Linked DNA regions of Homo sapiens: region 1 is linked to region 2. The links are chromatin contacts, found by Hi-C or POLR2A ChIA-PET in ENCODE. All regions are on one chromosome and are shown on one strand. The core of a region is the stretch at or near the end of the contact, and the rest is flanking DNA. Distances in the headings are between cores, read along the strand shown. Region 1 has its middle 45 kb from the start of LINC00501. Region 2 overlaps TBL1XR1 (TBL1X/Y related 1).

The links. Hi-C counts contacts between places; a loop is a spot of excess contacts on that map. ChIA-PET counts read pairs that join two places held with the same protein, here RNA polymerase II (POLR2A). Pooled maps may share reads with other maps.
Region 1: a pooled map shows a loop between it and region 2 (4-fold over the local background). The contact joins two enhancer-like sites. A Hi-C loop is called at or near these places in 1 of 37 single-sample maps with no recorded cell type and 6 of 50 pooled maps. POLR2A ChIA-PET finds 5 or more read pairs at or near these places in 5 of 52 experiments (Caco-2, MCF 10A, activated CD4-positive, alpha-beta T cell and 1 more).

The regions. Positions count from the first base shown.
Region 1 is chr3:177,337,493-177,341,361 of GRCh38, reverse strand. No RefSeq gene overlaps it. Among named protein-coding and RNA genes, the nearest start is that of LINC00501, 45 kb to the right of the region's middle. RefSeq lists enhancers at 2,430-2,529, 2,387-2,681. Within about 2 kb of position 2,586, at least 10 of the 41 ENCODE cell types and tissues checked have a DNase peak (open chromatin) inside an H3K27ac peak, as active enhancers do.
Region 2 is chr3:177,143,974-177,147,654 of GRCh38, reverse strand. All of the region lies in intron 1 of TBL1XR1 (TBL1X/Y related 1), which reads left to right. Among named protein-coding and RNA genes, the nearest start is that of TBL1XR1, 52 kb to the left of the region's middle. RefSeq lists a silencer at 2,820-3,114. Within about 2 kb of position 2,079, at least 8 of the 41 ENCODE cell types and tissues checked have a DNase peak (open chromatin) inside an H3K27ac peak, as active enhancers do.

The DNA.
Region 1 (3,869 bases), core at 1,337-3,836, 190 kb before region 2:
TGGCATATTTTCAGGCCAGGCATAGTGGCTCATGCCTGTAATCCCAACACTTCGGGAGGCCAAGGCGGGTGGATCACGAGGTCAGGAGTTTGAGACCAGCCTGTCCAGCATGGCAAAACCCCGTCTCTACTAAAAATATAAAAATTAGCCGGGCATGATGGCACGTGCCTGTAGTTTCAGCTACTTAGGAGGCTGAGGCAGGAAAATCGCTTGAACCTGGGAAGCGGAGGTTGTAGTGAGCCGAAATTGTGCCATTGCACTTCAGCCTGGGCAACAGAGTGAGACTCCTTCTCAAAAAAAAAAAAAAAAAAAAATTGCATATTTTCAAATAGCTAGAAGATCAGATTTTTAATGTTCCCAACACAAAGAAATGATAAATGTTTGAGGTAATGGTTATGCTAATTACCCTGATTTGATTATTATACATTGTATCCATGTATCCAAATATCACACGGTACCCCATAAATATGTGTCAGTTAAAAATAATAATGAAAGCAAAAAATAAAAATTAGTTAATTAATTAACACAAAATAAATAAATAATCTCATCATGCACTGTGGGGTAGCACACATGAATTTGATCGTATTTGTAATTTGGAATCTATGCCAAATGCCATCTCAGTTATGAGGGTTATTCAGAAAGACAAACAGGATAGATACTCCCCAGCTGTCATGCCGCCTTAGTGCACAGGAAACCCTGTGAGCAGCTGACCCTCCAAGCTGATCTCAGCCCATTGGTATTCTTGGTGGTCCTGTCCCAGTATCTTAAAGGTGAAAAGTGCTGGGTGTAACATGTGTCACAAAACAGCTCTCTGAGTTAAGGTCTTTGCTTAATGAGGAGCTGTGAATACAGAGGACCTGTGGGAATACTTTAGGAATTAACCATGTGCTCATATGGTAGATCTACTACAGCTAACTAGCTGAGTGACCTTGAGCAAGGTACTTAACCTCTCTGGGCCTCTCATGTCCTTATACCTAAAATAAAGACATTGGGCCATTGGGCTAGATAATCTCTAAAACCTCTTCCAGCACAATAAATCTCTTCCAGCACAATAAATCTGTGATACATTCTTTATACAAATTAAAATATAGTTTTTAAAAGTTCCCCCAGGTCTTTTAGAAATAAATAGGCCGGGCGCAGGGGCTCACGCCTGTAATCCCAGCACTTTGAGAGGCTGAGGAGGGCAGATCACGAGATCAGGAGATCGACACCATCCTGGCTAACACAGTGAAACCCTGTCTCTACTAAAAATACAAAAAATTAGCTGGGCATGGTGGCATGTGCCTGTAGTCCCAGCTGTTCAGGAGGCTGAGGCAGGAGAATCGCTTGAACACAGGAGGCAGAGGTTGCCGTGAACTGAGATCGCACCACTGCACTCCAGCCTGGGCAACAGAGCGAGACTCTGTCCCAAAAAAATAAAATAAAATAAAATAAAATAAAATAAAATAAAATAAAATAAAATAAAATAAAATAAGACTATGAGCCAGGAGCAGTGGCTCACGCCTGTAATCCCAGCACTTTGGGAGGCCGAGGCAGGTGGATCACCTGAGGTCGGGAGTTCAGGACCAGCCTGACCAACATGGAGAAACCCCGTCTCTACTAAAAATACAAAATTAGTCAGGCATGGTGGCGCATGTCTGTAATCCTAGCTACTTGGGAGGCTGAGGCAGGAGAATCGCTTGAACCCAGAAAGTGGAGGTTGCAGTGAGTCGAGATCACTCCATTGCACTCCAGCCTGGGCAACAAGAGGAAAACTCCGTAACAAAGAAAGAAAGAGAGAGAGAGAGAAGGAAGGAAGGAAAGGAAGGGAGGAAGGAAGGAAGGAAGGAAGGAAGGAAGGAAGGAAGGAAGGAAGGAAGGAAGGGAGAGAGGAAGAAAGGAAAGAAAAGAAAGAAAGAAAGAGAAAGAAAAAGAAAGAAAGAAAGAAAGAAAGAAAGAAAGAGAAAGAAAGAGAAGAAAGAAAAAAGAGAAATGACTATGTCTAGAGAAAAAGATCTAGTGGGCAAACTATAAGTGAGTAAATCAGGCTAGTAGCAAACATATTCAGGAACCACCATGATAAAATGTGGCTGCTTATCTTTCCTGTTTGAACAGGAGGTCACAGTTTTGCTATATAGAGTTGAAAGGTTGTATAGACAGGATGTGTTAATTTGAGTTAGAATTCATCTGGGGCACCTGGACAGTTAATCCATCTCTGGGCTTCAGGAATCCAATACTACCCTAAGAACACTGTTGTAGAATGTATACGGCATGCTGGACATGGAAATCGGCTTGCTCCATTGGTGGTGGGGCATAGAGAGGTTCATGTCAGCCCAGCACATCCCCAGGAACTATACCAGTTTCCTTATTGCCCAAGCCAATATCTACAATGCAAAGCATCTTTCAACTGTAATTTAGGAGGACTATGAGCTGGCCACCTGAGTTTTTGCTTGCAGTTCAGGAACTATTGCTAAAAATGCATTTTATGGTGAAACAAGGGATTAGCTAATCTTTCAGGCTAACAGAGGACCAGCTACAAATGTTTCCTGTGTGTATTGTGAAACTCTGAGATAACAGAGAAGTTCCTTATTGCCCTCTGAATTTCCCTTCCCCCAGGACCTCCACTGGTCACACAAGCCATTATCTGAGACAAGCTGACCAGAGCGTGATGCTATAACTTTTTTTGTTCATACTTCCAAATTAAATCTGGTTAGAAAAATAAATGGCTAGAAAGTATTTAAATCTTGTCTTGAATCTTGGAGGAATTTACTTATTTTTCTTCATCTGTTGGCTACCCTTCTTTAAAAAAAAAATTATTATTATTTTTTTTGAAACGGAGTTTTGCTCTTGTTGCCCAGGTTGGAATGCAATGGTGCGATCTCAGCTCAACGCGACCTCTGCCTCCCGGGTTCAAGCGATTCTCCTGCCTCAGCCTCCCGAGTAGCTGGGACCACAGGTGCCCGCCACTACACCCAGATAATTTTATATTTTTAGTCTCAAACTCCTGACCTCAGGTGATCTGCCCACCTTGGCCTCCCAAAGTGCTGGGATTACAGGCGTGAGCCATTGCGCCCGGCCAGTTTTATTTTTTATTAACAAACTCATTCTCTGGATATTCTGGAGACAAAAGCAAAACACCCAAGAAAATGGGCACTTAGGCAATAAGAACTCAGACCCCTGTGGTTTGCTACAAATGTACTCACTAACAGAGCACATGCTGCCACCCTTAAGTTTCACACATGCTGCCAAGACCAAAGGTCCACTTTGATGACTAAATGGTAACACTATTTTCTTTGAATCATAGTATATGCATTTAATATTCTCTTGGGCCTTACTTAAAAGAGTAATATTTTTTCTTTTTTTTTTTAGGGTAAAGATATGGGAATTTCCCAACCACATTGTTCCACTTCATATCTTCTTCTTTCTCTTCTCATTTTATTTTCACTGCAGACCAGAGTGAAGACAAATGTGTATTACTTGGTAGCTTATGAACAGCAAGGAAAAACTGACTGGCAACCGCCATGGAAAGGTGTGAAACCGTAACCACGAGGACTCTCACATTTACATGTTACTGACTAGCGAATGTCTAGGCCTAAAACATCTGCCCTCTTATAGCTGTTTTATTATTATGTAAACATGGCTACAAGATTTCTGACATAAAATAGTAGATGACTCAGTGTCTTCAAATGATTAATTGCTGGTTTTTTTGCCTGACCTCTTTCTTCATTTCTTCAATAATAAATCTATTGTCATGCATTGAATTACGGAAGACTGAAGCTCCCAAATGCTGGGCCTGAAAATGCACTCACTCTCTCCAACAGCATGCGGGTGTTTCTCATTAGTTTCATAAGTGCCAAGAAAATTTCAAAATGATACCAAACAAGAATATT
Region 2 (3,681 bases), core at 830-3,329:
AAAATGGGCCAGATAAAGACTATTTCTTTTGCTAGATTCCAGAATGAAGAAGATGCCTGTAGCCAACCTGTAGCTGACAACAAAAATGAGAAATACATTTTGCGCTGTCTGTTGAACCCAAGACCCTTTCAGAGTAAAACTAATTTAATAATCATAAGTACTTTCTTTCACTGTGTTGACATTTGCACTTTGGCTCAAAAGTGATGTTTTGGAAAACTTGCTGGTTAGGAAAAAATCAGTGCAGTTTCTTCAAACTATGTTCTGCAGCACCATCACCACATATTTATAGTAAACGAAGTTTTACTTGGTCGGGCATCGTGGCTCATCCCTGTAATCCCAGCACTTTGAGAGGCTGAGGCAGGAGAATTGCTTGAGCACAGGAGTTTGAGACCAGCCTGGGCAACATAGGGAGACCTCGTCTCTATAAAAAAACCAAAAATGTTAGCTGGGCATGGTGATGCGTGCCTGTAGTCCCAGCTACTTAGGAGGCTGAGCTGTGGTGATCCCTTGAGTCCAGGAGGTTGAGGCTGCAGTGAGCCAAAATCACGCCATTGCACTCCAGGCTGGGTGATAGAGTAAGACTACATCTCTTAAAAAAAAAAAAAAAGTCTTAGGAATCTCCTTGATGAAGCAGTAAAAAGTATTAATCTAAAAAAATCATGATCTGAATCTGAATCATTTTAATGGTCTTTGTGATGAAATGGGAAATGTTCATAAAATACTTGTGAATGCAAAAGTATGATGGTTTCAGAGGGAAAACTCTTGGGCATTATTTGAGTTATGAGCAGAACCAGCCTTCTTTAATTTTCGCTTGAAACAGTGACTCACTATGGTGATTCTGACATGAGCATTTTAGAGATATTTTCTCAAACAAAGTGAGCTTTTACTTTAAGGAAAACAACGGACGGTATTTGTTGCCAGTGATAAAATCTGAGATTTCACGTGATAGTTTGGGTTTTGGAAAATTATTAGATACTGTGAGCTTGATAGCTTCCTGTTATTTAGAATTTTTCTGATGATCTTGGTAAAAGTAGTAGTGAATACAACTTTTTTTTTTTTTTTTTTGAGATGGAGTCTCGCTCAGCTGCCCAGGCTGGAGTGCAGTGGCGTGATCTTGGCTTACCACAACCTCCGCCTCCTGGGTTCGAGACCAGCCTGGCCAACATGGTGAAACCCCCATCTCTACTAAAAATACAAAAAATTACCTGGGCATGGTGACGGATGCCTGTAGTCCCAGCTACTCGGGAGCCTGAGGCAGGAGAATCACTTGAACCCGGGAGGCAAAGGTTGCAGTGAGCCGAGATCACGCCATTGCACTCCAGCGTGGGCAACAAGAGCAAAACTCCCATCTCAAAACAAACAAAGCATATCATATGAAAGCCAGAAAACTGACTTAACCTGAGGCAGTATAGTGAAGATGTACTGCTGTACAAGCCAAATGAAAGCAAATTGCTTCTGAAATTCTGTTTGTAGAGATAGAGAAACCTTTGCCAGAATGATAGCTGCATATCAGGTACTGAACTAAGCAGATCACATATGAATACCAGCTCTTCCTTGTAGTCATTAAGATTAAAACACAGTCATCCTCTAAAAATATTTGTTTTCTGTATTAGCCAGACAGTTGTATTAAGTAGGTACCTGCTAGGAATTGCAATCCTTGCATCTTTCAGTTCTTTGACAATTCTTTCAGGAATGCAAATTACTTTTGTTTGGAGGGAGAGCTCCTGGGATCTCCATCAGACTTCCTGATAAAAACTACCCTGCAACTCCACCTGTCATGGCATCAGTATGGGAATTTTGTCTGTTGGAAAACTAAGACTGCCCTTTGCAACTATATGTTCAACACCTGGAGAAGATAACCAATAAATTGGGAGGGTTAATCTACTCTGATAAATGGACTTTTGACCAAAACTTTATTATTTGACCACTGTCATTCCTCTTTCTGACAAATGTGCCACATTGGTGCTATCTGGGTCTTTTAGAGATTTAAGAGTTAGCTTTTATAGTCCCAGAAAGGTCTGGGTGTTTCACTTTTCAAGTACATGGTTACCTTAGTAAGGGGCTGTTGATCTTTGTGGAAAGCCAAGAGGGAAATCACAGTACTTGTGATGTAATTATAGAGCTTTGTCTAAAGGATACCTTGCCTTACTGCCTTTATTCTAGAGGGTCTGCGAACTTTGAGAGGCTGTTATTTTTCTATCTTGGTGGCTTATGTCCCCCTTGTCAGGTCTCTGTATTCCATACATATTTGTTTACCCAGGTTAGGAGTTAGCAGACTTTTTCTATAGGGAGCCAGATATACAGTCACTGAAAAAAACAATGCAGTGCTGCCATTGTAGTGCTAAAGCAGCCATAAATAGTACATAAATGAGCTTTTCTGTTCAATTAAAACTTTATTTACTAAAACACAGTGGGTCAGATTTGCCTCCGGTTGTAGTTTTCATACCTCTGGTGTAGATCACATAGGATTATAGTGGAATGTCTTTATGTTACGGTTTTAGGGACTTTCCAAGGTTCCTGCAGACAAACCAGTTTGATAACCACTAGGTTCCTGTTCGTTAAGCTTGCCTGGTACCACTTGAAGTTATAATTAAACAGTCAACAAAATCAGCCTGTGCATTTGAGTTTTGGTTTTAAAGCTTTAGAGCAGGGGTTGGCAAACTGCAGTCTGCAGGCCAAATGTGGCCAGCCTGTTTTTTTGTGATCCACAAGTTAAAAATGTTTTCCATAATTTAAAATAATTGAATAAAGAAGATCAAAAAAGAATGATATTATTTTGTGACAAGTTAAAAATTACATGAAATTCAAATTTTCATGTGTAAAGTTTTATTGAAATACAGCCACATTGATTAATTTATGTGTAGGTTATGGCTGCTTTCTTTTTCTTTTTTTCTTTTTTTTTGGGACGGAGTCTCCCTCTGTCGCCCAGGCTGGAGTGCAGTGGTGCAATCTCGGCGCACTGCAAGCTCCGCCTCCTGGGTTCACGCCATTCTCCTGCCTCAGCCTCTGAGTAGCTGGAACTACAGGCACCCGCTACCACACCCAGCCAATTTTTTTTTTTCTAAAGTAGAGATGGGGTTTCACTGTGCTAGCCAGGATGGTCTCGATCTCCTGACCTCATGATCCACCCGCCTTGGCCTCCCAAAGTGCTGGGATTACAGGCGTGAGCCACCGCGCCCGGCCAGGTTATGGCTGCTTTCACTTCACAACTACACAGTTGAGTAGTTGCAACAGAGACCTTTGGCCTTGGAAGAATTACTATCTGGCCCTTTACAGAAAAACGTTTTCTAACCTTGGCTTAAGATGGAGAACGATTCTTTAATGTTGTACTTAGTAACTGCCTCTTTCTTTGTCAGTGCCATGAGTCAAAAATTTATGCTGTGAATATGTCACTTTGTGTTTTTTTTTGAGACGGAGTTTTGCTCTTGTTTCCCAGGCTGGAGTGCAGTGGTGTGATCTCAGCTCACTCCAACCTCCGCCTCCCGGGGTTCAAGCGATTTTCGTGCCCCAGCCTCCTGAGTAGCTGGGATTACAGGCATATAGCACCATGCCCAGCTAATTTTGTATTTTTAGTAGAGACGGGGTTTCTCCATGTTGGTCAGGCTGGTCTTAAACTCCCTACCTCAGGTGATCCGCCTGCCTCCCAAAGTGCTGGGATTACAGGCATGAGCCACCATGCCC